Regions from separate parts of the Mus musculus genome. Here all the other regions are linked to region 3. The links are chromatin loops, found by intact Hi-C in ENCODE. Cell type or tissue: left cerebral cortex. All regions are shown on one strand. Each heading gives the region's core, and the rest is flanking DNA. Links, peaks and the distances in the headings are about the cores only.

The links. A loop is a pair of places that touch in the nucleus more often than their neighbours do. Peaks named below come from ENCODE experiments on the same cell type or tissue, not always from the same donor. Only the 100,000 strongest peaks of a DNase experiment are listed, where the experiment ranks them.
Region 1: a loop joins it to region 3, with 10 times the contacts of the local background. A loop is called at or near these places in 3 of 42 quality-filtered maps.
Region 2: it touches region 3 in a loop (8-fold over the local background); 5 of 42 quality-filtered maps call a loop at or near these places.
Region 4: a loop joins it to region 3, with 8 times the contacts of the local background. A loop is called at or near these places in 4 of 42 quality-filtered maps.
Region 5: a loop joins it to region 3, with 9 times the contacts of the local background. A loop is called at or near these places in 3 of 42 quality-filtered maps.

What each region holds. Positions count from the first base shown.
Region 1 is chr7:83,052,535-83,058,905 of GRCm38, reverse strand. No RefSeq gene overlaps it. Among named protein-coding and RNA genes, the nearest start is that of Gm36817, 18 kb to the right of the region's middle. In left cerebral cortex, for the core only: no CTCF peak of the experiment used is centred there; DNase peaks (open chromatin) are centred at 2,274 and 2,590; H3K27ac peaks cover 934 bases.
Region 2 is chr7:82,863,483-82,869,853 of GRCm38, reverse strand. It overlaps Mex3b (mex3 RNA binding family member B), which reads right to left and starts at 2,521. Exons shown (of 2, transcript NM_175366.3): 1 at 1,927-2,521; 2 at 1-1,098. The coding sequence starts at 2,203. Gm36584 (a long non-coding RNA gene) reads left to right here and starts at 2,558. Exons shown (of 5, transcript XR_003946820.1): 1 at 2,558-4,312; 2 at 5,995-6,251. In left cerebral cortex, for the core only: CTCF peaks have their summits at 3,093 and 3,732 (motif pointing left); DNase peaks (open chromatin) are centred at 3,635, 4,612, 4,994, 5,322 and 4 more places; H3K4me3 peaks cover 3,878 bases; H3K27ac peaks cover 3,537 bases.
Region 3 is chr7:82,919,680-82,926,050 of GRCm38, reverse strand. No RefSeq gene overlaps it. Among named protein-coding and RNA genes, the nearest start is that of Gm45992, 23 kb to the left of the region's middle. In left cerebral cortex, for the core only: no CTCF peak of the experiment used is centred there; DNase peaks (open chromatin) are centred at 2,131 and 2,647; H3K27ac peaks cover 2,513 bases.
Region 4 is chr7:83,012,449-83,018,819 of GRCm38, reverse strand. No RefSeq gene overlaps it. Among named protein-coding and RNA genes, the nearest start is that of Gm22934, 21 kb to the right of the region's middle. In left cerebral cortex, for the core only: a CTCF peak has its summit at 2,916; DNase peaks (open chromatin) are centred at 2,913, 3,587, 3,849, 4,978 and 1 more place; H3K27ac peaks cover 2,634 bases.
Region 5 is chr7:82,989,982-82,996,352 of GRCm38, reverse strand. Gm22934 (a small nucleolar RNA gene) reads right to left here and starts at 1,518; the gene lies at 1,387-1,518. In left cerebral cortex, for the core only: no CTCF peak of the experiment used is centred there; DNase peaks (open chromatin) are centred at 1,703 and 3,009.

The DNA of each region.
Region 1 (6,371 bases), core at 435-5,434, 130 kb before region 3:
AATAGAAAATAGTGGTATCTAGGCAGCAGAGTATCAAGGAAGAGGCTATTAAACTGGCTGAATATTTTCTCAATTGTTTACCCTGGGTTTTTTTTTTCCAGACATGATCTCAATAACGCAAAAACCAAATGGTTTTAATCATTAGGTAAAAATAATTATGAACTAAGGCTTTCAGCCATCCTTATGGGTGGAACATGGATGTCTGATCAATGAATGTGAACGTCAATCAGGAAAGCATAAGCTTGACGTGACCACAAATGAAGAGCTAAAAGCCACAGTAGAAGATGGTTACAGACAGATCTGTAGTCACTGCAGGATCTGGCGAGGAACTGGAAACCAAGAGGATTGAAGGGAGTTACCCAGCTAATCAGCTAGTAGAGGACACAAGCAGGCAGCTGTACAAGGGACAGTCACCCATACAGTCTTTCACCCAACACCACCACTGAAAAGACAGTGACCTTCTAGAAATAACTGATCCTTTGGCCTATACCCACCTGACATATGTATCCTGATGGGATACAGCTGTGTCTACATTCAGAAAAGCAGTGAGCCCTTAGCTTACTAGAATATGAGAATAATACACAGTGGAGTTCTGCCCTGCCTATAGGAGGGAGGCATAGGAGATCATGGAGTGGCAGCCAGTCTGACCTTGGTGTAAGCTAGCTCAGAAGCACTCTTCTCAAGAACAGTCCCTTCACCTCCCTGAATTGGACACTGTCTACTTTCACGCAGGTAGGAGTTACAGAGGCTTGCTCTACAACAGACCAGAGGCCTCTATGGAACACTTGTCCCACAAAGACAGCCAGTGCTCTTGACCATTCAGTGGTCCACAGTTTCACTGACAAATTCATCTGTCAGTCTGTTCTCATATGGCCTGTGAACTAAGATTTTTTTCACATATTTTTAATATTTTTTTACACTTTGCATATGTGTGTGTATGCATGCGAACATGAGCTCATAAACACATGGGCATGTGCACCACAGTGTATGTGTGGCCGTCAGAGGACAACTTTCAGGAGCTGACTCTGTTCTTCTAGTATGTAGGTCCTAGGGACTCAAACTCAGAACATGAGGTTTGGTGGCCAGCAGCTTAACCAGCTGAGTCATCTCAAAGACCCTGAGTTTTGCATTTGTTTAAGGTTGGGGTAAAAAAAATAAGACATAAGGACTTGCAGAAGAAACTTTACAGCCTGCACAGCCCCACATTCCTTCTCTCTGGCCCTCTACAGAGAAGGTTCTACCAACCACAGCCTAGATTGCAATTAGCACTCAACCGTGAGCATTGTTTTTAAGGCTGTGACTTGTGTTTAGGACGCTAACATTTTTGCCTTTTCTCAAAACCAAGGCTGGGCCTGGGGCAGCAGAGAGCATAATCTAGAATACAGGAGGCCAGAATTTCAGTCCACAAGAGGAGACTGCATTATATGGGTGGAATGTGAAGACACCACAGCCGGATGAGGAACACGGCTTTCAGGATCAACAAGGTCAAACTCTGATTCTCGGCCTCTCCATCATTGGGAGTGAGAGACTTTGGACAACTTGATGTAGTTCCAGGAGACAAATTTTTCTCTGTAAGAGAGGAAGCCATAATAAACTCAAAAGGTTGTGGTGAGGATTCAGTGCAAGTATACATATATTGCATAAACTGGTTTGGGTTTTTTGTTTTTGTAATTTATGGAGAGTTCTGTGCAGTTTTTACTCGTTAGACCTGCGTTGAAATGTCATTGAGAGTGACAAGAAGTCTGTCCGCACCCGTCTCCAGACCACTCACTGGCGATGGCTTCCTGTCTTTTGAATGAGTGTTTCTTGAGAATGCCCCCATGCTATTGCCCTCTAACCAGTGGTCCTCAACCTTCCTAATGCTGTGACCCTTTAATACGGTCCCCCAGGTTGTGGTGAACCCCCAACCATAAAATTATTTTCTTTGCTACTTCATAACTGTAATTTTGCGGCTGAGCAGTGACTCAGTTCCTAAGACCGTCAGAAATGTGTGTTTGCCTGCCGATGGCCGTCACCAACGGGTTGAGACGTGCTATCTCAGACACACTGAAGATGCTTCAGGAAAGGGGGCAGGGAAGAAGCATGAGACATGAATTACTTGTATTAGCCCTGCTTGCTGCCTCATCTAGTCACGTGACAAGTGATCTGTCTCCCCACAGGCTCGGGCCAGGCTGTAAGCGATAGCATGTGTGCATAGATATTTTTAAATCCTCTAGAAGACTTGGCAGGATACTCTGAAGACAGCTATTCAGACCCCTTTTTCTTCCACCTCCACCATCTGCCGCATGTGTACTTCAGCCTCAAAGTCGAAAGATGGAGAGTCAGTCCATTCTAAGCATTAGGTTTATATTTTGAGCAGGAAGAATGAGGAGAGAAGTGTTAAGACTCAAGAGCTTCTATCTTTAAAACAAACCCAAGTCACAGCCTCATGAGCCAGCTCCTGGACTCTAACACGATCAGTACTGTGCTAGAGTCAAGCAGACCGTTCCCTGCTCCTAATTGGTACTGAAAAACCCATATATTGCATTGAAGCAGATACTGGAGGACCCTGAAACATGAAGGACAGAGAGAGAAGCTAGGGACTGTGGGTTTTCTTTTGATCACATGGGCCATAGATATGAAGCTGAAAGAGTTGGCAGGAGAAATGCCAAGTGTGGGCAGAAAGCACCCACTTAAGTCAGTCCTCTCGAAATCCCAGAGACAGTCTCAGCTCTACTTCACCTAATATCACCAAAGGAGCAAAGTCCCTTCCCAACTCATATCAGCAAAGGCTGAGTGGAGAGCCTACTTATGGATCCTCAGGATTCAATGACAACCCTTACACACACACACACACACACACACACACACACACACTCACTACACATCTCAAGATTCAGTGCCACCCCGTGCACACACACACACACACACACACATACATACTCACTACACATCTCAGGATTCAGTGACACCCCTTGTACACACACTCACTTACACATCTCAGAATGGTATCACACTGATACCCCTTGCACACACACTCACTTACACATCTCAGAATGGTATCACACTGATACCCCTTGCACACACACTCACTAACACATCTCAGGGTTCAGTGCCATCCCTTGCACACACACACACACACTCACTTACACATCTCAGGATCAAGTGCCACCCCGTGCACACACACTCACTTACACATCTCAGAATGGTGTCACACTGGTACCCCTTGCACACACACTTACTTACACATCTCAGGATTCAGTGCCCTCTTGCACACACACTCACTAACACATATCAGGATTCAGTGCCATCCCTTGCACACACACACACACACACACACACACACACACACACTCACTCACTCACTAACACATCTCAGAATGGCATCACACTGGGCTACACAGGGAGTCTTAACCTCCACCCCTGCCAGTTGCTGCTGATCTTAATCCATACACATGAATAAAGACATCACAGGGAGGAACTCCACCTTTTCATAGGAGGGACCAGAAGCTCTTTGCTGGTGTCGTGAGGGTCATCCTCTGAACAAGGATGCCTACCTTCCCCAGGCTGCAGGAGAGCGCATTCACCCATCAACCTTTTCTAACACAGCAGGGCTTTAAAAATAATAATAATAAAACAAAACAATAACTAACAAACAAGCAAACAAACAGACAGACTAACAAACATACCAAGGTCTTCTGGGTTCTTATCATATGAAAATATCCAGGATTCAAACGAAAACCACATGCCTATCCAGAACCAAGAATATATCAAAAATGAATGTGAAAAGGGATCATTATATTCAAATACTGGGATGCAAGAGATGCTCTCAAAGTCTGAAAAGAGCTTAAGAAAATGATTTTTTAACACTTCAGTAAACAGTTATGTCAGTATATTCTTGAAACAAATGGAAAACAGCCTGAGTAACAGAAATAAAATGCCAGCACAATGCATCTAAGTAGCCAGCACTAGGTTATGGGCCATCTAATCTAAGAAAATATCATAGCTTTGGGCAGCTCAGGGAAGGCAAGGCAAAGACCTGGTTCTGGGGATAACTAACTAATGGTGCCCCCTAAGGAGCAACTTACAAAATGTTATTTTATTTTGATTTATTGAACCTTAGCTTTAGATATGTGAGTGAGTGAGTGAGTGTGTGTGTGTGTGTGTGTGTGTGTGTGTGTGTGTGTGTGTGTGTGTGTGGCTATCTTTCTGTCTTTGTGTGTTTGTGGTACATGGTGTGTATGTGTGAGCTTGCACACCAATGTACACATATGCTACTACATGAACACGGAGGTCAGAGGAAAGCACTGGGGGCCATCCTTTGCCTTTTACCCTGTTTGAGGCAGGGTCTCTTTGTTGTTCATTATTGCAGGTACCAGGAAGCAGGCCTTCAACCTATCAAGGGTTTTCCTGTCTCATCTTATCTCTCATAGGATTGCTAGAATTACAGATAGACACCACCACTCCATGCTTTATGGGGGTTCTGGGGATTTGAACTCAGCTCCTCAAGCTCGTGTGCCCAACACTTTATCCACTGAGCCATCTACCTAGTACATAGCCTTAGGTTCTCTAAACATCTTCTGATCCAGCTCTGCAGACTTTGTGGTAGAAGCCTGTGTGGCCTCTGATTGTGAAAATAGGCAAGAAGAAAATGAATGATGACTTAGAGTTGAGTGGTAACTAATAATTATTTTTAGATATAATATTTTAAAGAATGCTTTGATAATTTTATATATCCATACAACATATTTTAATCTTACTCACTCTCCACTCTTCCTAACTCCTCTGAGATTCACCTGCTTCTCTCATCCTCCCAACTTTATAGTCTCTGTTAGTTTTTAATAACCCTCCTAGTTCAGTTTGGGCTATCTATAAACTCATGAGTGCAAAGCCATCTACTGGAGCAAGGTCAACCAGGGAACATACTCTTAAAGGAAACTATGTCTCCCTTTGACAAGAAGCCATCAACAGCATCTCAGCTGGGAGAGTCAAGGAACTCAACATCTTGCTATGTGTCCAAAAAGCACTTTTTTCACTCTGGCTCTTCCTAACCTCTGGCTCTTACAATCATTCTGAAGTTCCCCTCTTCTACAACAACTCTAAGACTTGGGAGAAGGTGTGATATAACTGTCCCACTTGTAGTCAAACAATCCACAGATACTTATTCTCTGATAAGCCAGTTGTGAGACTCCTGCATCAACTGTAGTCTTCTACACAAAGAAACTTCTTGTTGTTGTTGTTGTTGTTGTTGTTGTTGTTGTTGTTTGGAGGGTCATATGATTAAACATTTATTTTAGTGACCTTGTAAGGCAACAATACTTAGCAACTCAGCAAAACACTGAAGAAATGGACAAACACATTCTTCCAAGAGCTTGTTATATTCAGTAAGTTAGATTGTGGCAAACCACTTTCAATGTGATCTGAGAGCTTTCCCTTATTTTCCTCCACTCAAATAACATTATGTCTCTCTAGCAAAGTAGTGGTAGGCTTACCTTTGGGACCTCTGAGCAACACAGCTACTGGCTCTTATCACTTATAATACCAGGCAAGTGTTTCCTTCTGTGGAGAGGTCCTTAAGCTCAAACAGACCAGAAAGCAATTGGTTGTCCCAATAAAAGGTCTGCCACTATTGCACACATGAGCACATCTTGCCACCCTGTGAGTAGTAATTATTGAGCAAGATTTCTGTAAGAAAAAAAGGTTGAAAACCAGAGTACTTTCACTTTCAAACTGACTTCAATCATTGTTTTTTAATAAATTATAAGATTTAATATTTCATAGGAAGGGAGCTGAGGAGTTGTATCACTTTGTAAAATGCTTGCCATGCAAGCATGAAGGTTTAAGTTTGAATTCCCAGCATGAATGTAAAAAACACCCAGGCATAGCCACTGGTGCCTATAATGACAGTGCAAAGGAAGGGGAGGAAAGAGCACTTCAGGGTCTCCCTGCCCAGCAAGACTAGCCAAATTACTGAGTTCCATACAACACACACACACACTACATGTACCACAGACATGTGCACACACATTCATATGTAGCACACATACATGTACACACACTCATATATACCAGATGGCCATGCACAGGCACACACATTCATATACACAACACATATGTACCCACACACTCATATACACCACATAGGCATGCACAAGCACACACACATGCACATGTGCACACATGCACACGCACACACACGGAGGGGGAGAGGGAGAGGGACTGAGAGAGAGAGAGAGATTTAAGAGGAAGCATATATATTATCTGTGAATCTGCCATACCAAAGACTTGGGGCATTCTGTGACAGCATAGACTTTGATTTCAAGTAACTCTGAACACAGCCATTCAAACAAATTAATGTTCCATTGAGTGACTACTTCTGCCAGGAATAGCAT
Region 2 (6,371 bases), core at 965-5,964, 57 kb after region 3:
CCGCCCCCGTGGCCATGTGCAAGGGCGGAGACAGGCGCGGGCAGCTGGTGCCCGGGTGCAGTCGACGGTGCACCAGCAGCCCCAGATTGGCATTGGAGGGTGTGCTGCTGGCGCCACCCCCGGGAAAGACCACAGAGGACGACGAGGCAGATGAGGATGCCGAAGAAGAGCAGGAAGAGGATACTGGTGCTGCAGATCCACCTCCTGGAGAGCGCTCGAACTGGGCCCAGAGAAGGGGTGTCCCAGGTGGTGGGGCGGGAGCTGGGTCGAAAGTAGGCTGCAGCTCAGGACCCCCATCTGGGGAAGGTACTGAGGCTTCCCCCGCTGTGTAGGTGTAACCATTGCCGTTATTGTTGTTGTTCCCATTGTGAGCAAAGCTGAGTGCAGGGCTGGGAGGGCTATAGTCCGCCAGGCGTGAAGTAGCAGCTGCGCTGCCGCTGGTCCCACCACCGAAGTAAGAGTCTGTGGATGCGCTGCCAAGCGAGCTGGAGCTGTCGTTGCGATAGCTGGAGAAGGGCTTGCGGCCAGGTGTAGGAGTGATGCTTGGGGTGGGCTTGCTCCAGAGGCTGCCCGGCCCGGACCCGCCGGACCCGTGATGCAGATCAAAGCCCACGTCTGTGCCATTGGCATGGAAGTCGTTCTCGTCTGTCAGCTCGATGATGCCACCGGTGCGCAGCGCGATGTGAGCTTCGATCTCCTCTCTAGCGCGATCCACGTTCTCTGGCATGCCAGTCACCTCGAAAACTGGCTCCTTGTCTCGGCTGGGTGTCACAATATATGTATGTGTCTGCTGTTGAATGCGCTTGATCGTGGCGCCCTTTGGACCCACCACGAGCCCTACCACGCGGTATGGCACCCTCACTTGGATAGTGGTCTGTCCCGGCAGGTTGGGCGGTCCGGGCACAGCTCCGTTGAGAGCCGTGTTCTTGTTACGAGAGGCTCGGATCATGGAGAAGTGCTCTGCGGCAGAGATGATCTCCCTCCGAGCCATAGCCACATCCTCCTTCCTGCCCGTCACAACAAAGACAGGCTCCTCCCCGCGAACTGGGGTCTTGATGTAAGTGTTGGTCTTCGCCCTCAAAGCTTTGATTTTACAACCTGGAAGCCAGGGTTCAAGGGAGGGAGTAGGAGAAATAGAGAAAGAGACACGCCCATTATCCCAGGATAACCGCGGAGACCCGGGACAGCCCGCGCCCAAGGCAGCTGGGCAGCAGAACACGCGACCAGAGAAAGGGGGCGTCTCCCTCGCTGACCCCGAACCGCGCTAGGAGCTGGACCGCCGGTTCTGTCCTCGAAACGCTCGAGGAATAAATAGCCCATTGGCTGCCTGGCCCTCCCCCGGTAACTGCAGTCGTCCCAAGCAAAGCGCAGAACCCCAGAAAAGTCATCTAGGGGGATGCTGCTGGTATCCAACTGAGCACACTGATTGCCTTGAAGACCAGGGGCTCCCGGGAAGCCGCGATCCCTAGACTCTGGAGGACTAGGGGTGGGGTTAAGAGAATGGCAGTCCTGGGACCCATTGTTCCTTCCCTGGACTCTATTCCATTCCGCTTTGCAGAAATCCCGAATCCTCATCCCTTCGGACGACCCCCCCCCATACTGCCCCCTCCCAAAGGACCACCAGAGGTCCCCTCCCCCAGTATATTATATTTTAAACATCTTTCCTAGAGTGGACTAAGTCTGGAGCACTAGAGGAAAAGGCAGTGATTTTAGCAGGAGAAAGTGCATCCCGCCGCGGCACTGGCGCCGCTGTGGAAGACAGCCTGCCTGCACTTTCTTTGTCTAGTGCGCCGGCCCATCGCGCGGCTCTTCCTCCCTCCCCAAGGCTCCCCCGCGCCACAGCTCCCGTTCCTGCACCCGCCCTCACAGTGAGGCGGTGGCGGAGATCCTACACACCCCTCCGGTCCCCATCCCTGCCGGACCCACCTTGCCTCCCTACGATCTCCGCGACGTGTTCGGAACTGGGTACCGGCACGCACTCGGTCATGTTCACGCTCTTCTTGCGCGGTTCGCTGTCGTACAAAGAGGCGCCCTCATCACTGTCCAGTCCCAACAGGGAGAGCTGATCGAGCGCAAGCTGCAGGGCTCTTTGGTCATCCAGAGTCTCTCCCCCGCCGCTGCCACCGCCGCCTCCCCCGCCGCCGCCTCCCCCGCCGCCGCCGCTGCCGTTGCGCTCCAGGTCTGCAAACAGCGAGCTGGGCATCGCTCCGCCGTGCGCGCCGCGCCCCAGCCGGCTCTCTGCTCGGCAGCTAGAAGGTGCAGCCACAAAGGCAGCCGGGAAGCCGGCAGTCAGGGGCGGGGAGGCCGGTCGGCTGCGGAGGGCTCCGTGGCTCGTTTTTCGGCGCTCGGAGGAGTGGGTCTCTGCGTGCAATCCGCACCGGGCAGTGGCTGCAAGAGCCCCCGCCTGGGTCCCCACCCCAGATCTGCTGGCGGTTGGGGTGGGGGCAGAGCTCGAGCGGCGGCCGCGCGTGCCCCCCGAGTGCCCGGCTGGCTGGCCACAATGCCGAGCGCAAAGCGAACAGGCGAGCGACAGCAGCGTTTCTTTAAGGAGCCCCTCCCCGGCTCCTCCACTCCCTCCCTCCCTCCCTCCCGCCCGCCCTCACTCAGCGCTTTTTCCTCCTCTCCTACCCGCCTCTTGACTGAGCCTCTGCAGCCAGACGGCTCCGGAGGGGGACGAGGGAGGCGCAACGTCACCGGCGGGAGCTGACACTACAATGCTACTGACACTATCGCTGGGGGAGGCGATTGGCGCGCGCCAGGCCGGGGGCGGGCGGAGGCCGGGGCTGAGAGAGCGGAGCCAGCGCCACCCCCATCGAGCTCGCCGCAGCCCGCCCCGGCCTCCTCCCGGCCGCGCCCCTCCCCCGCCGCCGCCGCGAACGCCTCTCTTTGTTGTCTAATGCGGGACCGGCTGGCTCGGGACATTTATATGTACCTATCAGCCGAGGACAACCACTGTCCTCAAGTCTCTTTCCTCTCCAGGTTGAGAAGAAAAGGCGCCCAACTGTGATGCCAGCCGCCAAGCTCCAAAGAGCGGTCCTTCTAAAGTCCCGTTACTGCCCCCAAATAAAGCATCCCTGGAGCCGACGCGACCACTAGGTGGACGGTATACTGTACAAGGTATCTGTACCACAGGGCGGCCCAACCCTGGGACGCGGAACCAAAGGCTCGAGATCCTGGGCCCCATTGGTATTGTGACTGCTGGGCGCGAGCTGCCCACCTGCGCGGGAGCGCACGCCACACAAAAGACACGCCCGCCCACACTGCCACTCGCGCGCGCGCTCACATTTCCGTCCCCTTGGGTAGCACTTTGCCCAAGTGGCCCTGAAAGAACGAATGCCAAAACCAGAAACCGGTTGCAGAAAGGGCCCGACCCGCACCGCTGCAGGTGACCTCTAGGGTCCCGCACATGCCTGGCGCGCGGACTGAGACCCCGCGGGCTCCCACACGCGCACGAGCGCCGCGCGCCCACTGCCGGGACGCCAGCCCTACACTGCCCGGGAACAGTGAGGGCGTGCGCGCCCGCCGCTCCCAGGCCCGCCCCTCCCTGCGGTCAGGCATGCGCAGTGCCTGAGAGGAGCCCAGAGCGCGCCGGCCCCGCCCTCCGCCCAGCCCGGCCCCGCCGGGAGGTGTGTGGTCGGGCCTGGCGCTCTTTGTGCGCTTCTCGGGTTGGGGGAGGCGGCGGAGGAAGGGTGCGACAGGACTAGCGGGCGGCCAAGGCGAACTGCGCCCCCTCCTGGCTTCTCCACCGATAGCCTCCGAGCGCAAGCGAAAAGAAAGGAGGTTTTGAGGGGCGGGCCGGGGCGGGGTTCGGGCCTCGGCGCATCTCCCTCCTGCGAGAGGAGGACGCCCCTTCCCTGCTCAAAGCGCATCCGCTTCTCCGTCCTTTGTTCCCGGAGCCCGCCTGTTTATCCGCGCCCCTGCGCCCTGCAGGCTAGTAGTCCAGGCTTTCCCTAATCCTGTTAAGGTCTGCCGGGAGAGACGCCTCCTGGTGATTCCGAGGCGACTTGTGTACACCGCAGACTGGTTTACTGGAGAACCCCTTCCCCGCTGGGGGCGACCCTGGGGACCTGGGGCAGATCTGAGGGACCCAGAAAAAAGGGATCACCCCGCACCTCGGCTTTTATCCACAATACCTCCCCTGCCCAATGCCTGGGTGGTTAAAAGTGACAATGGTTGGCAGTGCACTTGGGAGCGGACTGTTCTGCCAGCGCCTGCACTTCCAAGCGTGCGAAGGTGATCCCAAGCTCCAAACTCACCTGGAGCTGTCTCGGGGCAGAGGTGCTGATTATTTCCCTAGGGAAATGAGGCTGAGGTGCGGCTTTACTGTGGCTATTTCCTCAGGATGTTTACGTCAGCTTCCCCAAGCTGGCTGTGTTTTTCTTCAAAGAATCAGTTCTATAAGGGGCGGGAGTGGACGGGGTGGGGGTGGGGGTAAGAAAATGGTGGTGCAGAGAGAGTTCGCTGACCAGTAGAGAATTCCTGCTTATGAACTCGGAGTCAAATTGGTTTGTGAATGAGGAAGGAGTGCACTTGAGGACCCTAAACTAGGTACTGGAGCAAAAGCGCCCTGCCTAGAAAGAGTAATGAAAGAGCATTCATGACGGCAAGAAGCAAAAGAGAGCCTGGCCGCGAGGCCCCTGCCTGTCATCTGAGAGGGTGAGGGAGGGCAGGGATTTCAACCAATTCCAGGACAGCCTGGGCTATATAGTGAGTTTTGGACCAGTCTGGGTTACAACGTGATATCCTGATTTTTAAACGTTAACAAAAGAGGCAGTTCTGAAAAGCCCGTTTTCACCTTGCAAGCACAACATGTTAGCTTCCTTTTGGGGTCCACTGCTGTTCCTTTAAAACGAACACGAAACTGATTGTGTACGTGTAACTGGGATGGAGGGTCCCTCAGGAAACTTGCTGCAGGGAGCTTGCCCATAGATTTTTTGCAAGCCTGCCATAACTCTATTCCCCCTGGAACCTGCTTGTAATAAGATTTCAGATGAGTTGCTCCTGAAAATTTGGAGGATTTGGCTCTTCAGGAAGTCCCTGGGGACCCTGTCTCATTAGCAGGAAGGTGAATGCAATGCTTCACCAAGGTGACATGTTTAATGTCACTCTTCCCTGCTGGATGAAAGCAGGAACGGCACCTGCTTATAACTATGAAAGGTGGATGAAATCACACATTTTGCCCCACATGAAAGAAAGGTGGAAACTCTGACCTTAGCAATTCATGACCATCTAGACAGGTCCAGGTAGGTCCAGACAAAGAGCCTGTTTGGTGAAAGCTGTGAAAATCAGTGTTCTGAAGACACTGTATTGAATACATCCCTGAGAGCGTTGCACGATGATTGATGTGCTAGAAATTATGTCTGACAACGCCAGACTCCATTTCCAGCTGGACTTTTTGTGTCTGTGCCGACTATGAAAAGGCCAGTACCCATCTTCCGGTGGGCTGTCTTAACCGGAGACCAGGACAAAGGGAACTCATGTATGTGTGGATGACAAGCTGCTGGCTGGTGCCTTCCTACCAGCCACCACCCTTCTCTGCTTGCATGCAATGGAGCATCTGGAATGCTTTCAGACCCTTGAATATATTTCTAGAAATAATTCTAGAAATAATAATTTCTAGAAATAATTTAATAATAAAAAAATGAAATAATTTCATTTTCAATTAATGTCTTATAAGACACCATACAACTTGCAAGGCCTGCTTCTGGTTTTAAATACATACCCTAATCCCATAGTTTCTGTTTGTTTGTTTGTTTTGTTTTGTTTTGTTTAGATTGTTCCAGGCTCCTATTGGACCCAAGAGCTTAACTATTTTCCTGATACAGGACCCCATACCCCCAAGGGCTTTTTCATGCAGCCATATTATGTTTATTATTATAAGAGAAGAGTGTGCAGAAAATGGGCCGTCAAGGAGCATTTCAGCTGCTATAAATTATGAAAGGTTCAAGTTATCTCCTGAAAGCAAACAGTAACACAGCCTGTTTTCCTTTCCAGAGGTCTGCAAAGCTGTTTTGCACACATCTTGCAGACTGAATACATGGCAGGAGGAATTCAAATCTCCACGTGAAAGAAAGCTAGCTCACTTCAATCCGTGTGCCTGAGCTCGAGTAAAGCATTGGTACAAAAATGATTGAGATGGTGAGGGAAAGGACTCTTCCCCGAGCCATTGTTCATATGGAAACCAGTTACACAGAGGGGCTAATGTGCAAAGGGTAATCCACCCAGCGTCCTGGCAGGACCTCGCAGACGAGGTAAGTGTGCTGTGCTTCAGTGAAGGAGGTGCAAGAATTTATACAGATCAGAGCTTTACAGCATGTAGCATCTACTTAGGAACTCAATACCTGCTTATTAGATGAATGAGGGAGCCAGGC
Region 3 (6,371 bases), core at 553-5,552:
GAAGTCAGGAAATACAATGTGCCACACTGACCAAAGGAAGGGATGACAGCCACATTGCCCCCTCAAGAGATGCACAAAAAGCATCTGACACATCAGCACACTTCCATTATAAAAAAACTCTTAATAAATTAGGTGTGAAAGGAATAGACCTCAACAGTAAATAAGCCCTTTATGATGTCAGCCTTTTGGGGTTTTTCTTCGTTGATTTTTGTTTGGTTTGGTTTGGTTTTAATGGTTCCAACAATTTGAGAAACATCAGTCACCTATACCCACAACCCTAACCTCTCTCTTAGGATTTGTCACCAGCTGTTTCTGTCTTTTCCTCTAAAGTGAAATATTCCCTGAGTGAAGTATGGAGGTTTCCAGACTCAGGAAACTCATGAAACTTACAGGACTTCCTCCTTCCAAATGCTACTATCAGTAGGCAATTTCTGAGAGACAGCAGAGTCTTCGGTGGAACTGCCTTCAAGCTGTGTGGGAAGCTCCGTGGACGCAGCTGAGTCCTCACCCATGCTGAGGGGGGCTCTGGGTGGCTTAGCTGCCTTTGAGTTGCTGTACCTCTTTAAGGAACCCTTCAGCCACTTTCCTACAAACAAGCCAGTAACCCACCAACTTACACTTGGGACCAGTTGTCTTTCCATGGTCAGTCTTTATCTAGCATGAGTAAGCTGTTTGTTCGCATCTCCCCAAGAAAAGTCACACAATGACTATTTTTGCAGAATAGCTTTTAATTTGGATTTCTGCAAAATGCTCATTATTACACTGTAGTGAGAGAGTTTTGAGTAAAGTCATAGAAATGGTGGCAATTTTTTTGTCCCATTTTATCGGGTTCTGATGTCTAGCAAGGTGGCACAACAGTGTCCACAATAACCTTTGTCAGCTTCCTTTTCTTGCTTTGCCTCCTGTATCCATACCCTAGTCTCTGGGGGGCAGTAACCCCTATAGCTCATAGGTGTTTGATGGGAAGCTGTGGTCCACCTCCTCAAAGGTGAAGCACGCACCAAAACTATTTGGAATTACTGGAAATTTGTCTAATCTTTTCCATTTAGTTTACTCATTCCATCATCTGTGAGTTCACCAGTGTTCGTTTGATTCTCTTGGTTACAGCCTAAGGACAGCTTATTCTCCCTTTGTATTTATTGTTATAGCTTCACTGCTGAGAGCTCTGTCAGTTGGGTAAGTGGTCTTGTGACTACTTCCCAACCCGCTTCGGTAAGATTGCTGAAAGGACCCAGATATGGCTGTCTCTTGTGAGACTATGCCAGGGTCTGGCAAACACAGAAGTGGATGCTCACAGTCAGCTATTGGATGGATCACAAGGCCCCCAGTGGAGGAGCTAGAGAAAGTACCCAAGGAGCTGAAGGGATCTGCAATCCTATAGGTGGAACAACAATATGAACTAACCAGTACCCCCCGGAACTCGTGTCTCTAGCTGCATATGAGTCAGAAGATGGCCTAGTCAGCCATCAGTGGAAAGAAAGGCCCATTGGTCATGCAAACTTTATCTGCCTCAGTACAGGGGAACGCCAGGGCCAAGAAGTGGGAGTGAGTGGGTGGGGGAGTGGGTGGGGGAGCATGTGGGGTACTTTTGGGATAGCATTGGAAATATAAATGAAATAAATACCCAATAAAAAAAATTCTTTTCTAGCCAGAAGATAGGCCAGACCCTCTCAAAACATACAGCAAACTAGAGGCAATAGTCAGCTCTGCAGCGAGGACCCACAGAGAACCAGGGAGAACCGAGCAGCAGACTGGATTTCTCACTCCATCCCAGGCCTCACTGACTTCTCAGATATAGAAGCATTTTCTCAGATCATGAGATGCCTGGAGGCAAAGAAAACAAGTCTGAAGCTAATGCAGATAGCAGGACATGTTGAAATTACAAAGTTAAACAAACTTGGCTTTCAGAAGATGGCAGGCTGGTAATTAATTCACATAGGACTTGGAGTTCCGGTTTGTTTCTCTCTTCTGCAGATCTGGGTTTGTTTTGGTGGAGAAGTATGTAAGTAATAATTTTATGTCGCCTCCCCCAGCGACAGAGCTAGGTCACATGACTCAAAAGTTTTACCAAAAGCAGCACTTTTATTCTGTAAAGTTGCCAAGGCAACACCAGCTGCTTATGACATCATGTGACTGAGGGGACACAGACTGATTTTAGAAGCCTAAAATTATCGCTCAATCTGCTCACCAAAATTCTGAAGCAGCCAAGACAGCCTGAGCCCAAGGAAAAGCTCCAGAGATGCTGCTCAGTGGGAAGGGCGATGGCGATGAGTGATGCATTGTTCTCTGAAGTCTGGTACCACAGCCTCAAATCACATCGGAAAAGCATGCTCACTGTCCACATATGCCGAGCATGTGGAACACATCTGCCAACCTGGTTTCCATTAAAGTGTCTCCGTCATCAACATGGACGGAAGTCGTTCTAATAAATGGACTGAAAAAATCAAAATCTATTTTTACTTATGTCAAATTTATATCTCAAATCATCCTAAAGACATACTACAGATAAAAACTGAGAATAATCCATTTCTACCCTAATACAGTATTACAGAGTAGCTGGAGGTACTTTAAGACTCTGTGTGTGTGTGTGTGTGTGTGTGTGCAGCATGTATCTCTGAGCACCACATGTGGGCCTGGTGCCTACAGAGGCCGGAAGAGACTGTTGGATCTCCTGGAACTGCAGTCACAGAGGGTTCTTAAGAGCCATGTGAATGAATGCAAAGAATCAAACCCTGAACTGTATTTTTATGGAGTAAGCAGTCTATGGATTCTGTTGAATGTCTACATTTTAGAGGTTTTTAGAGAGAAGTAATTGGACAGATAAATCCATGAGAACAGTGAACTAATTTTCAGTTACATTCAGGCATCAAAAACAGCCAAGTAGCAACAACCTCACAGCACCCCCTCCTACGAACCAAGAACATCAGAATAAAAGGAAGCCTTTCACCGACGAAACTCAACAATTTGCCATTTATTGTCCATGGTTCACTTTTTTTATTCTCAAAAATATCCACTTTTACATTAAGATAGTTTTGTTCAAATATCTGCTTGTAGTAATGAGAAATATTGTCCCTGAGGAATAATTTCCAGTGTATAAACATTTCTCAAATGGAAAGACTTTTGAGTTCCTTGTAACTAGTTTTGCAAATAAGAAATGAAGCACCCACTATGTGCAGGATAGTACACTGGGTTCTACACTGATTATGAGGTACATTAAGATGTCTCCTCCATCCAAGGCAAAATGGGGGTGTGGGTGGGATTTGGAGGAGGAAGGTGGTGGCCAGTACGTACCTGTGACTCAGTCACTGACAAGGTACAGTAGCCCACTCTGTGAGTATGGGCAGGAGAAAGAATTTGGGGACCTTCCTCTGAAATGTCACCAGAGAACTAGAATTACTCATTCAGATGCAGTTTAATCCGAATCAAAGTATCTACACCTGAGATATAAATCTCATCTCTACCAGTTCTAATTTTGGAACATCCTGTAGGAAAGAACAACGAATTTACCCTAAGTTACACCATTTTACTGTCCTGTTTTTCTCATCAGAAGTGACCAGGAACTAAAATAAGGAAAGGTAAACTGAGGCTTGTGGAGATGCCCTGCTCTGCTGGAGAAGTAAGAAAAGACCAGAGGGACAGTCTCAGGGCCATGTGTCCCCATCTCCTGATTATGACTATAGATCCCTAGCTTTGCTCCACCCAGTTATGACTGACAGAACCCAATCTGTCACCAGATTTGTCACTGTGAATTCCAGTCATATTCCTCCCAAATGCCTTCCGGCCTGTGCAGACTTCAGCAAATACAAACCCTTCCCACCATCGCAAGGACTCATCTTCTGAGGACCTCAAGTGCTCACCTGGGAGAGCTCCCATCAGCTCCAAGAATTTACTGTTTGTAGCAAACATCATCTTGAAGACAGAGCCCTGACCCACAGGCTCTGTGAAAGGAAAGGAACCCAACTCCCATAAATGCCAGTTAACAGCCATGGTTTCCTGTGGACCTGCTCTAACCCCACTTCCTGCTTCTTGTTTTCTTACTTCCCTGACTCTGCTGAGCACCCCATCCCTACCCAACCAACTCCTAACAACAGGAATTGTACTGAGCTCATTCTACATTCCTTTCCCTAGAAGAGCAGTGCACTGTAGAGTAAAATATGTCCTTATGCTCGTCCCCCTGTCGGGGTTCATTTCCTTACACTGATGAGCTTCCGATTCCCCGCCTCCTCCTTGAGGCATCCTCAGAACACTCTAGCAGCTTTAATGTGGCATTTGTAAACCTCCGTTAGCAAATCTTTAGCTCTCACACCACTTTCCTAATAGAACCTTTAGTCTACAAATTGTCTTCTCGTAAGACATACACAAAAACAGGTGTGCTTCGTGCTTCAGTTTCACACTGAGACTGGATCTACCTCAAGATCATCGCCGTTTGGTATGAAGGGATAAACGAAGTGAACCAACTGTTAATTGTCACTGGAAGCAAACATTCCGCATAATCTGTTTGGAATAAAACAGATTTATGACTGAAGGGACCATGGTCCCCAGAGAGGCCCTGGAAATGCTGAGCAGTCCTAGTGCATTATTTAGCAACAGCGTTGAGAATCCAGGTTGTACACCTCTTGAGCAGGTGGTGAACAGATTTTTTTTTCTTTAGGAAACAAAGCTATAATGTAATGTGGATATAAGTGTTTAGATAAAATAAAAGTGTCTCTCTTGGGGATTTTCTGATTGACAAATATACTAAAATATTTTGGCTAAAACATGAAAAGTTCTGGCCCATACCATGAAAAACTTTTTATTCAAATCATCTCCAGTAATGGTCAATGTGGCTGTTTGCAGACAGAATTGAAATTTTAAGCCTTAATTGTATATTAAAGTCATTCATCCAATTTGCCTATTTTCTTTTTTTTTAAGATCCATTTATTCATTATATGTAAGTAGAGTGTAGCTGTCCTGCGACACACCAGAAGAGGGTATCAGATCCAATTACAGATAGTTGTGAGCCACCCACCGTGTGGTTGTTGGGATTTGAACTCAGGACCTCTGGAAGAGCAGTCAGTGCTCTTAACCACTGAGTCATCTCTCCAGCCCCAAAAGTGTGATGAGGAAAGGGTGAGGAGCAGAGGATGAAAAAAAAAAATGTGTAGCCTAGGCTGACCTCAAACTCGTGATCCTCCTGCCTCTGCCTCCTTCAGCAAATTCTACCGGCATGCACCACCACAGCCGGCCAATTGCCTGTTTTCATTAGGAATTCTATGTGAAACTTGGAGCTGCCAGAGCCTCGGGGTTAAATTTTTCATGGTAAGATGGTTTCCCTCAGTGCACACATAGGCCATGGATTAGTCAGGAGTCTGCTGCACCCATAAGTTTGTATATTAGTCAGGCTTCTCTACTGGACAGAACTAAGAGAACTGTGTGTCATAAAGGAGGACTCACTAGAGTGACTCAAAACTATCGTCCAAGGGGTCCAACCATGGCTATATCCTTACAGAAAGACCAAGAACCCTGTAGTTGTTCAATCCCTGAGTCTAGATGTTTCAGCTACTCTTCAGTCTATGTTGGAATAACAAAGAAGTAGGTTCTAATACCAGCAAAGGAATGAGTGTCTCAGCTTCAGGATAGACAAACTTGCTAGAGAGAATGAGGATAAACAGGCAAAAAGCAAAAGTGTCTTTCTTCCTTGTTCTTTGATGTGGGCTGCCACCAGATTTAGGAAGGGTCTTTCTACCTCAAATAATCCGATTATGAAAAATCCCTCACAGGCGTGCCCAGATGCGTGGGTTTTAGTTGAGTCCTGATGTAGTCAACTTAACAACCAAGATTACCCCTCACAGGTTGCCATGGATAGAAACTTCAGAAACCCAGGGTCGTGGTGGATCCCAACTGTGTCCATTAACCAGTGCCATGTATGTGGTAGGGAAAAGGTACGTTTTTGTCCATGAATAGAATACTCATGGAAGAAATATATACAAATCCCACTGGTTTCCTGACAGTAAATGGTAAAAAGTATAATCATTGGGCAAGAGAAGACAAGCCCAGTATGAGATGGATAAGGAAAGGTCTAGAGCTGTGGTTCTCAACCTGTGGGTTGTGACCCCCACAGGAGATCATGCATAAGATATTCTGAATATCAGATATTTACATTACAATTCATAACAGTAATAAAATTACAGTTATGACATAGCAACAAAGTAATCTTATGGTTGGGGGTCACCACAACATGAGAAGCTGTTTTAAAGGGTCACAGCATTAGAAGAGTTGAGGACCCCTGCTCCAGAGTGTGGATTGCAGTATGTTTCAGCAGCTCAGCTCAGCTCAGCTCTTGGACTATACGGGGAGTAGAATGAGCTTTCATGTCACTATTGTTAAGTTCA
Region 4 (6,371 bases), core at 492-5,491, 93 kb before region 3:
GCCTGGTAAGATGGCTTAGTGGCTAAAGACACTTGCTGTCCAACAATCTAAGCCTGACAACCTGAGTTCAATTCCCTTGACTCACTTAAAGGTGGGAGGAGAGAACTGATTGCACATTCTCTGACCTCCACATATTCACCATGACACTCATGCCTAATTAATAATAATAATAATAATAATAATAATTTCAAGAAATTCCGCTTAAGGAGTGTTAGGCTCAGGGTTTTCCAAGGACACACTCACTGCTGGCATTATGGTTTCTGATTGACAAAATGGCAAGAATACAAGATGACAATATGAGAGTCCCAGAGATAAATTAACTCTCTGACTCCAGGTTCATTCTTCACTTTGAACATGAGATGCCTACACTACAAGAGATATGCAGCTGCTCTGAGATGCCGTGGTACCTGTGGGCATCTTTCATCTGACACTGAGTACATTCATATGGAGTCAGGGCCTGAGAACTTGACCACTGGGTTCCAGGTCTATCACAGTAATCCAGGATATCACAGTAATCATGACAATGACATTATAAGTAATCATTATTTTTCACACCTGTTTATCACTGTAAATCTATTCTAATAAACTTGTGTTATCTTTCTAGGCTATCAAAATATCGATAGAGGTATTTTTGATAAATAAGTTTACAAAAAAGAGAAATAAATGGCTTGTTTCTCTTTTATTGCTTTACCAGTTGTGCTATTTGGCAAATAATAATGTTTGGGAGAGAATATAAGAGTGAAGGAATGAGTGTCAAGATGGAGGAGGGTCTGGGTGGTCATCCGAATGTGAGGAAGGGAATGAGGGCAAAGAAAGAGAGCATTTTTAAAACTATTGACAATCTATAGGTAATCTCTCACCTCAAAGTAAAAAGTAGTATGTGTGTGTGTCTGTCTGTCTGTATGTATGTATGTATGTATGTCTGTGTGTACGTCTGTGTGTATGTCTGTCAGTGTGTCCCTGTCTATTTGTGTACGTATCTGTGTGTATGTCTATGTGTAAGTATGTCTGTGTGTCTGTGAGTGTCTGTGTTTATGTGCCTCTGTGTGTGGGGTGTGTGGGCATGGGTGTAGTTGCATGTGTAGGCTTACATACGGAAATCGGATGTTAACCTTGGGTTTTGTTCTCTTTGGCTTTTGAGTCAGGAGTTTCTCACTGACCAGGAAGGAGTTCAACAAGTACGTCAAGATGTCTGGCTACTGAGCCTCCTGAATCTGCCCGTCTCCACCTCCAGGGCCAGGATTGTAAGCACATGCCATCACATCCAGTGTTCCCATTTTTGTATGCACTCTGGGAACTTCATTTGGGTCCTCATATTTGTATGACAATCACTTCAGTGATTGGACTATCTCAACAGCTGGGGGCACTGGGCTTTGTTTTATGGTTTTTACTTCATCATTATTTTATTTTGTATATGTGGGTGTTTGGCCTGCATTAGTATCTGTGCAGCACATGTGTTCAGTGCCCTGGGAGTCCAGATTGAGGCAGGTGTCAGATACCTTAGAAGTGGAGTTGCAGATGGTTCTGAACCACCATATGGGTTCTGAGAGTTAAACCCAGGTCCTCTGTAGAAGCATCTAGTGATCTTAACAGCTGAGCCATCCCTCCAGCCCTAACTGCCATCTTGTAACAAAGTTGTATTGAAGACAGCTTCTGCGATCACCCAGTGCAGTGTCCACTTCATACTAATAGAAGCTTAAATTTACCAAGAGAAATTGAAAAATAAATGAAGCTTTCCCTGTCCCCTGCCATTTCTCCCTCATATCTTCTCTTGCTTGTACCTTCGTATGCAGATGCTCACACAACATTCATTGCAGAGTGATTCCCTGGCTCCCTTGACCTGTGGGATTTGGGCAGAAATACTTTGCCAATTGCTCAGATGCAGCCGGGTCCTGGCTCTGCTAGGATCCATGCTCCATCCATGTGGAGATTTGTGTCTTTCTCAACCTTTCCTGTCAGCAACAGAGCCTCCCAGTGCCCTCCTTAGCTGCATCTCCAAGTAGAGTGTGAAGGAGAAGATCTGACACCTGCTTCCTGCCAGAGTCTGCTGCGTCGTTCTCATCCCCTGCAACCTAAAATTAGATGACATCTCCAGGAAGATGTTCATCCCAAGAAAAGCAGTCTACTTAGCAACACGGGCCCAGCTCTGCAGCAGCTACTCTTGGGAAGAAGGGACTGAGGAAGGTTGCCTTGGGAAATAGACTGACATCCATCCCTAAAGGGGATTTGAGGCCCTTTGCTCCATGCAGTCCCCCACCCCCACCCTATCCACAGCTCCACACAGAGCCTATGAGCTTCTAACTCCAGGTTACACCTCTGTGTTCACATCAGTATGAAATGTTACATACCTGGGGCCAGGTAGTACCTCTCCTCTAATTAGACATAGACATTGATTATAACTCCATCCGAAATATCCCTTCTCTGACCCACATAAACGATACATATAGGTGTGTTTGTGAATATGCACTTTCAGATATAGCTATACATATATATATAGAAATACAGTTGAACAGACTGAAGAAACTAGCGGAGTTAGTCTCATTTGCTTGATATTTTTGGTTTTTTTGGTTTTTGTGGGGTTTTTGTTTTGTTTTGTTTTGTTTTCTGGGGGGTTGTTGTTGTTATTGTTGTTTTCTAATCAAAATGCATTTTTGAAAGCTGCATTCAGTTCCTATTAAGGGATGCTTTCATACCTTTTATAGTGGAACAACTATATTTAACATCACCATTCACTCTAACTAGTAATTGGATTTTATAAGGTATGAGGCTTTTAAAGCTACCCTGAGTCTCACAATCTTCTCTCTGCTGTTAATGAGCCATGTTGACTGAGCGTGAGGCACACACACACTGGCTGAGGCTCCCCAGGCACCTGGGCTCTCCCGTTGCAGCTCTGCTGGTGGCAGCCAAGGCCTGCACAGGGCCTTGGTTAATTTTCATAGCCAAGGGAGGAAGGAAGCGATTCCTTTTTCGAAAAAAAAAAAATACATAAGTGATCTGAGGGAATTTGCACATTGGCTTTTTAAAGAATTCAAATTTGGGTTTTAAATATAATGACTGCAGAGGAGAGAGAGGAAGCCACACGTCCAAAAACACACTATTCTGCTGGAAGCTACTTCAGCTTTTAGAGAAGGGGGCTTTTGCAATATTCATTGAAATTATTCATGACGCCGTCCATCTCATCCTGTTTCTGTGGCTACAAATAAGAATTTATCCAATGTCAAAGGCCTTTCAAAGAAGCTAGAATGACACCCTAATTGTGTTGGGGATAAAAAGGTAAAAGCAAACAACAAAAGCCCCCCGAGAATCCTACTGTGAGCTGTGAGAGCTCGCTCATCCACAGGCTGGCAGGTCACTAACGCCCTCCCAGTTGCCTTTCACAGGGGATCCAAGAGTTAATGCAAAATGCATCAGAATACATCTTCTGGATTCTGGGAAGACAGTGGGAAGAAAGAGCCAGGAACCTGCCTTTCCTCCCTGAGAACAGGCTCACTGGCAGAGCCTGTCTGCTGTGACCACAGAAAACTGGAGTCTGTCAAGACTGCGCATCTTCCAGAGGAAGGCACACCCAGCAAACTGCAGTTAGGCTCCATCCATCTCTGCTCTTGGTCACTCATTTCACACCCTCCAGTGCTGCAGGCCACATGTCTCTGGAACAGCTGCCATGCAGCCTTGAGAAGCAGTGATAAGTGATCGAGAACCTGCCTTCCAAGCCTTGTGCTCTGAGCACTGATGTCTGTTTCACAGCATGGAGGTGAAGATGCTTAGGTGAGTGACCATGTCACACACTTGCAGAAAGATGGACTTAATGTTTCCTTTTTCCTGTCTTTATCTTTCCCCTTTAGATGTCAGACATCCAGACTGAGACTCATAAAAACAAGCCAGATTCAGAAAGATATTGTTCCTCATATGGTGTCTCCCACATATGGAGTCTGGATTTATACACCACACACATACCCACACAGAGAGAGAGAGAGAGAGGGAGAGGGAGAGGGAGAGGGAGAGGGAGAGGGAGAGGGAGAGGGAGAGGGAGAGGGAGAGGGAGAGGGAGAGGGAGAGGGAGAGGGAGAGGGAGAGGGAGAGGGAGAGGGAGAGGGAGAGGGAGAGGGAGAGGGAGAGGGAGAGGGAGAGGGAGAGGAAGGGAGAGGGAGGAAGAGGGAGGGGGGTGGGGGAAGGAAGGACATGAAAGCAGAAAGGAACTGTGAGAGGGGAGGGGAAGGCATAAAAGGAAGACCAAAAAAGAGGCTAACATGAAAGAAGAGAAAAAGGGTCACCTTCATATATAAATACAGATTAAATAAGTGTGTGTGTGTGTGTGTGTGTGTGTGTGTGTGTGTGTGTGTGTGTGTGTGTTTTAATGGAACCCACTATTTTCATACTAACTTAAAATAATTAAAAAGCAAGTACAAGAGAACAGAGGAAGTCACTAAACATCTGAGTACCTGATCAACATGAAGCTCACCAATTAGCACAGAGAGAGTCTTTAATGGTAAAAGTCAAATCAAGTTAAAAACATTCCCGGACTAGGGGAAGGATTTGACTTCTGAAGTTACCAAATTCTTAAGTCAAAACAGTCATTTTTTTCCCAATAATGACAACCAAAAAATCAAAATGCATTTTTAAAAAAACAAACAAAACAACCTTTTCCAAAGAAAGCCTAGTGGTTAAATGACTTACTGACTACAAAACACGTTCAATAAGCGTCTTTAAAATGCACAAAAGCCTAAATGATGCCCTGTAAGATGTCAGGAAAGTAATTCATACAGAGAAAGAAAAAGAAAGCTGGAAATGGAACATCCTAAAACTGAAGTACAGAGTTTGCTGGAGTGATTCAAAGGAAAACTTGAGCGAACACAAGGAAGAATCAGGAGACCTGAGGAAGAGAGCAGTGGGTGAGTCTGAGAGAAAGGTAGAGATGGGGCGAGGCGTAGCGAGGATAGGGTGGAGCTGCAACAGAAGCCTTGTAGATGTCTCAGAAAGAGAAAACAAAGAAGAGTGAACAGAAAGATTGCTTAAAGACACAGTGGCTGGAGACGCCTCAGATGTAATGAGGGACCTGCGTGTAAGAGCTCAACCAACAGGAGAGGGAAGACTTCAGAGAACCTACATTAGGACATACAGTAGTCAGGTTGTCAAGAGACTGAGAAAACCTCAGAGGTAGCAAGAGAGAACCACAGTCATGGTCGTCAGTAGAGGTATAAGCAGGTTCCTCAGCAGCGGTACGTGAGTCCAGAGGTGATGGGTTTGTGTATTAAAAGAATAAAAGACCAAAAAAAAAATACAATCAGTATATCAGTATATAGGGCAAAAGTGAGAAGTTGTACTACTCATAATAAGCAAAGACTATGGTCTTCAGTACCACTAACCCTGCCAGTGTAACCATGTAACTAAAATGATTGCTCAAAGGAGTTCTATGTCACGCCTAAAGAGCAGAGAGCAATTCACTGATAGATTAAGAAAGACTTAAGTAAAGAGGTTTTATAAAGTTAGTATCACAGTAATTTGTAACTGTGGTTTTTTTTCCCCTTTTCAACATGGTTGAAGAGATGAAAACATTAAACAATTATTAATCTAGAGTCCAATGGTAGTGGGCCCTTGATTTGAAATCCCACTTCATGATTCTAGAGAACTTGAGACACCGGTGCATTTTAAGAGTAGTTATTAATTTATGGTTTGGGACACATTATGTTTAAAGATGTCATTTTGCATTCTAGAAATGACATTGTGACATTAATGATTGAGAAGAGCAGTGGTGGAACTGAAGGACACCAGCCACACAAGGGTGGAGATGTGCTTTCTCAATCCAGATGTGCTTGACTTGAAGACTCAAGTGCTGAGCGGTCAATGATCACCAAAAGCCAAGCAGAGACAGTGGCTCTCAAGTAACTTGCCTTGTTTATATCTGTGATGGTTAAAGACATGATGAACACAGATAAGCAAAGTTAAAAACAAGCTCCAGAAAAGAAAATCAAAGACAGGTGGGAATTTGGGAGCAAATCAAAGAAATTCCTGATAGTGAAAAAGATTCCAAGAACGGCTAGGAGGGGGAAACTCAGCCATGCTATATGGGTTTTTATACAACTTCTGGCTAAAAGTGGACAAAAACTGAGATGATTATTATTGAGATTGGTTGCTTCCCCAGGTGTTTCGTGTGTAGAGCCAGGGTAGGAGTGACCAACACACTCCTGGCCCCACCATGGAAAGGAACACACTCTGCCCACCGTTGGCTTAATAAAAGGGTAGCCATGCATTAAACCCTCTATCTGTCCATCTCTGACTAGCTTTGCTGTTGGCCTCTGCTCACCCTGCTGTTCTCCAACCTTGTTTGGCTGGTGTCCTGCAGCCTGTTAATTATATCGTTTTTGTTCTCATGT
Region 5 (6,371 bases), core at 873-5,872, 70 kb before region 3:
CTGGGGTTATCACAGAGAAAGGAGCTTCAGTTGAGGAAATGCCTCCATGAGATCCAACTCTAAGGCATTTTCTCAATTAGTGATCAAGGGGGAAAGGCCCCTTGTGGGTGGGACCATCTCTGGGCTGGTAGTCTTGGGTTCTATAAGAGAGCAGGCTGAGCAAGCCAGGGGAGGCAAGCCAGTAAAGAACATCCCTCCATGGCCTCTGCATCCGCTCCTGCTTTCTGACCTGCTTGAGTTCCAGTCCTGACTTCCTTGGTGATGAACAGCAGTATGGAAGTGTAAGCCAAATAAACCCTTTCCTCCCCAACTTGCTTCTTGGTCATGATGTTTGTGCAGGAATAGAAACCCTGACTAAGACAGGTGGCAAGGGACAAGAGAGAGGAATCTCTCCCTCACTCATGTCACCACATGGCAAACAAGTGACAGGGCAGCTCTCCCATGCTCATGTCCTCAGAGTAGGCTCACCCATGCTTCTGCCACCAGGGTCAGCTCTACTGTGCTGCCCAGGTGAAACACAGGGCCCACTCTCCCAAGTGCTGCAGCTAGTGAGAGGCAGGGCCACCACTCCCATGCTTATACCCTCAGGGCCAGCTCACCTCTCAGCTCTAGCTTTATTGTGCATCCTGGGTAATATGTGGGGCCACTCTCCAGAGTACTACGGCTAGCTAGGGTCAAGGCCAGCTCTCCTGCTCTTGGGACCCCAGGGTCAGATCTCCTAGGATGCTTAGGCAAGGGCGGAACCAGTTCTGTCCAGCCCTCAGACCTCAACATGTCCCTGGGCAGCATCCCAGACCAGGGATGTCCACCTGACCTTTGGTGGTAACAGACCCCTGCTGCTGCAGGGCCACTGACCCAAATGTGACCCCAGGTGGCATCATCGGCTACTCACATCAGGCTGTTCCTCACTGCCTCAAGTCTCCAGTTCTGCCTCTCTTTGTTGTGTTCGCATCCTTCTCTTACTCTCTCATCTCTCTACCACATATTTGTTCCTCTTAGTGCTGCCAGGGGTCTCTGAGTATCTGGGGTCATCTCAGGAGTGGTGTCAGGAGTGCTATGTCCCATCTGTGCATTATGGAGCCAGAGAGGAGTCATCTCAGGTATGGTCTGCCCCCTCCCCCAGACCTGAGTGACACTGCTGGTCATCTCAGACTAGCTTCCTGTCCAGGTCCCATGGTGTTGAACTGGTGGCTATCTTGGGCTTGCTCCTCATCTGGACCGCCCTTGTTGTCCCATGCAGGGGTCATCTGTCTAAGGCTAACTCCCACAAAGGTCCCTCAGTCCCAGGTGGGTTTCTAGTCTCCAGCTCACTCCGCATTCTGAGAGCCTGTCTGGGCCTGAATGGAACTGGACTGGTGGTTATCTCAGGCTCAGTTTTTTTCAGGGGTTGTTAGACTACTTATCATTCAGATGTTCACAGATTAGAGAACTAAGCATAGAAATAACCTCTCTCCTCTCTGCCACCTACTGACACACATGTAACACAGCAGCCACACCCGCAACACCTCTAGGGACAGACATCCAGCAACATCTTCTACACAACAAAACTTGTTATGAACCATGACATTTGAATTTCACATTCACATATCATTGCTCTTATGTTGTAGGCAACTCATCTGCACTGCTGGCTTGGATGGACTGAGAATTTCCTAGGAGACACACCTCTGGCAAGTTTGTAAGGGTGTTTCCCAACAGGTTTAACTGAAGAGGTACAGCTCACTCTGAACGAGTGTCGTTTCTTGGGCTGAAATCCTTTAGTGAGTACCAGAGGATCAGGGAGCCAGCTCGAGTCAGCATTTATCTGTTGCAGTTACCTGACTGATGATGTGATATGACTGGCTGTCTCATGCCCCTGCCTCCATGCCTTCCCTGCAATGGTTGTTGGACTGGATCCTTAAACTGTGAGCCAGAATAAATCAATCCTTCCTTAAGTACTTTTCTCATAGTTTTCACACAGCAAGCAGGCAGATCTGGCTCACGGAACATTGTTTTCAAGTCTCTGGTTAAACTATGAAGTTTAAAAGAAAAAGAAACAATCAATTTACCTGCCAACAGACAAAGACAGAAGTAGAATTTGACATAAAAACAACTGAAATTACACAGTGGAGAAAATGAATAGATTCACACATCAGCATCAGCAGAATGCCAAAGGGAAACCATTACTGTAAGAAATATGGCACCCATGGGTCACTGAGGTGGTTCAGCGGGTCAAGGCTCTGCCTGAGAGCCTGACAACCCGAGTTTCATCCTAGGGACGCACGGAGTGGAAGCAGAGATCTGATTTCAGGGAGTGGCCCTCTGACCTCCACATGTGCCCTATGACTGGAGCGCGCGCACACACACACACTACATGAAATGTAGTTTGAGACAAAAGTCAAAAGTGTTGGAGGGTATAGTTTTCAAGTCTTCTGAGAAGCATCCATCAAGGTGCAATTAAGTGTTTAGGAATTTTATTTAGAGAAAATAGCTTTGTGGGAGATGGTAGCAGAACTGGACAAACTCTAGAAGAGCCTCAGTTTGCATGTGGGCTGACAGCTGGAACAGAGACAGGAAAGCTCAGGCCGAATCAGGATAGGTTACAGTACATTCTAGGAAAGGTGACCCTTGCCCCGAGGTGTGTCCACAGAAGATTTGCCTAAGAAACACATCAGCCTTCATGTTCTCACCTCCGCCAGTCAGTGCCAGCGAACAGCGTGTGGTACAAACATCTATTCATTTCAGAGTTTGGCTCCTGAGCTCTTGGTCTATTGCCCCCGTGTTGATGGACGCCTGGAAGTCTCGTGGTCTCACAACCACATACAGAATGTATCCAGTCAGCAAGCTCTAAAACGGGTGAAATAGAACTGTTTTATTTTGTGGGTTATACAGAGGCATTGAAACATAAAGATAAGCCAGAAATGGATAATAAACATGAACGTGGGATCATGGATTACTCCATGGGGATGGGTGGGGTAAAAACTTGATATATTTTACACCAGAGCTCAGCACGGTGGAGTGCTGGAAATATCTGCCTCAGCTGGAGGGAGGGTCCGTGGGTGTACATTTTATGATTCACCAAGCTGCTCACATATGTCTTATGTATTTTTGTATGTGTGACGTATCACCCAACAATGTTTATTGAAAAATTCTTTTTGCATACTTATGGAGTGGTGTGTGAGAATACTTAGTTATATCCCAAGAATAGTGGCCACATGCATAGGAAAACAGAAAGCTACCTGGGTAAAGCAACCTAGCTGAAACTTGGTAAATCCAAGTTTTGTTTGTTTGGGGTTTTTTGTTTTTGTTTTTGTTTTTGTTTGTTTGTTTTTCTCTATTCATTCCCATAGATGTCTCTAGAGTAGTCTGGAATTCTTCAGGGTCTTGTGGGAAAATATTCTTTTAATTGATGTCAGTCAACAGAACTCAACCATCACCACTCAAAGGGTCCTCAAAGAGCAGGTTTTCCATCTTTCCCTCATCTCTGTGGACATGGCCAGCCCCGTGAATCTGCTATCTTCTTGCTTGATACTCACAGGTGTAATGAGTCTATCAAAGGCATATCTGTTTTCCTTAATAATTCAGACCTGTGTTATTCTGTTCCGTTATTATTCTGTTCTGATATTATTCTCATCAGAAGCTCAGATGTGTGTGCTCCACTAATTCTGCTTTATGGTCCTACTAAGTTCACATGAGATTATTAGCACTCAGAGGCCTGGCACTGGATGGCAGCAACAGCTAGAATCTAACTGGAAACAGAAACCAAGAGAAAAGCTTGATGGTGTCAAGACAGATTTCCCATTCTTGGTTCATTATTATTTATCAGTAATTGAATTTAAATTTTAAGAAATGCCATTTTTACTACCAAGAATATTTTCTTTTGATCCAAGGACATGTCATGAGATGTTTCTAATAATAAGTCACTATTGCATTCCTGGAATGTTCTAAACCTGGTTATGAATTTAACCCAGCTTCAAGAAGGCTGGTCTCAATTTGCCAGAGTATGACCAAGACTTGCTTATTTTCATAACTCAACTTGGATGACTATTTTTGCAGTCTGGGTGTAGAATCCAGGCCTCATATATGCAAAGTGGTTGTTCTACTGTGGAAATAGACTGGTAGTATTAGAGAGAGAGTACATCAATTCTATTGCTAAGGATCTTAGTAAATAAAAAAGGAAAGTTCCCATATATTTCTTTGTTCTCTTTCCTGTATATTTAATAAATAAAACCACCACACAGACCCCTGTGTCCTTTCTTAAATGCCAGTTTTGACATAGATGGAAAGAGAGCTTCAGTTTTTCAATCTTGTTTGGTTCTTCTCTTCTGAATTGTGGAAGTCTTTCTCAATTTGATTCAAGATTGCAAGATACAATTTCAACTTAGTTTATTTGATTGAAATCCATAATGTTATTACCCAAATTCTTTGTATTCTTAGTTTGGGCTGGTTAATCTTTCTAAGATGTAGGGCTATTGAGCTAAAGTTCTTCTTTTCCAGATTATAATCTACTCTTCTTGAGGTCATTATGTAATAATCTTTTATTGTCAAGAGAATAACATTAGAGTTGACATGTTATTTATTGAATAAATATTTTTTCCAGTCCACACTGTAATTGTAATGATTATCAAATTGAATTAAAATATACCTATATCAAATTTCATGTTTATGCCTTTAATTTTAATTGCACATCACTACAAAAGTGTTTTATTTGTAATTTTTAAATGATTTGTTTGGATGTTAACCCAATATTTTGGTTTTTCTTATTTTATTTGGTTTTATTTATTCTATACCTTTTAAAAACGGTTATTACTTCTTTTCTCTATGTTTTAGATGATGTGCCTTTTAGAAACAATCTATACTGAGAATGTATTTACTGGACTTTTTAACCCCAAAGTAAAGTTAATTATTTTTATTTAAGTAACATGACTTATTTGTGTTCACTGTCATGAATACTGTGAATTTACTGATGCCTGTTTCATGGTGTGAAGTCCCAGGAGACATTTTTCCTGTTTTCTTAGACTTCATACCATGTTGCTGATGTTATTTTCTGTAATGATATGACCATTGGCTGACTTTGAACTTTATGCCTATGAACATTCTTGAATTTTAAATGTAAGCCTCAAAAAGTCTATTTTAAAAAAAAAGGATTTATTTATTTATTTATTTAATGTGTACAAGTGTTCTGTTTTCATGCACACCAGAAGAGGGCATCAAATTCTATTACAGATGGTTGTGAGCCACCATGTGGTTGCTGGGAATTGAACTCAGAACCTCTGGAAGGGCAGCCAGTGCTCTTAACCACTGAGCTATCTCTCTAGCCTTCAAAAAGTCTTATGTGTTAGTTTTATCATTAAAGTTTGAAAACAGGATTCTGAAACATCAAAACTCAAAGCTAAAATGTCTAGAGCAGGCCTGTGGTCAGGGGACATACTTAGTTCCTGCACCTCTGCTCCTGCCTTCACTGTTTTGTCTCTTGTCAGTATGACTCAGCATAGTCAAAACTCTAGTTTAACAGAAGTGTCCATTGTACACTGTCATGTTAGATGCACTTTGTTTTAAGAGCATATGGAAATAATTATATTTAACTACTTAATATTCCCAGTCTTTTCTTGAGCAGTACTACAACCCTACTTCTGTCTCTTCTAATTCATTTCTTAGACAACTTAATTGTTTTATTGGATAATGTTTCTGAGAGAGAGTTCCAAAGGTTTTACTGTTGCTGTTGTTATTGTTGTTGTTATTGCCGATGTTATCTTTATATCCTTTGGGCTCTTTTGTTTTATCTGTCCATCTCCCAAAGCAGATAAGAAAAGAGCAAAGGTTCACCGATAAGCCTTTTGCTGCTATGAGATTAGATAGCTCCCCAGGGAAAGGAGCCTGCTGAGAAGGCTGACAACCTGAATTCAGTCCCTAGGTCTCACATGATAGAAGGAAAGAACCATTCCTAAAAGTTGTTCTCTGACCTCCACATGCACACTGTGGCATAGTACCTGCTTGCTCACACATGCATGCCTATAGACAAAGATAGGTGACAAATAGATATATCATAGATAGATAGACTGATAAACGATAGGTAGATAGATAGATAGATAGATAGATAGATAGATAGATAGATAGATAGATAGATTGGCAGATAAACAGATGTAATAAAATTATTTTTAAAACAAGATTGGACATGACAAAAAGATTTATCTTTCAAAAAAGTGGTTTATGGTCACCCTGATCCCATCAAAGCATTGAACTGAAGAGGTGTAGTGTCAAGCTTACGCTAAATAAAATAAACATCTATAGAATTTGCCTCCTGCTTGGGTAACTACAGGCAACATTTAATTACACAGATAGAGATACAGATTGGGGTATTTGTATGGGCGGAGATTTATGTATGAATACATATC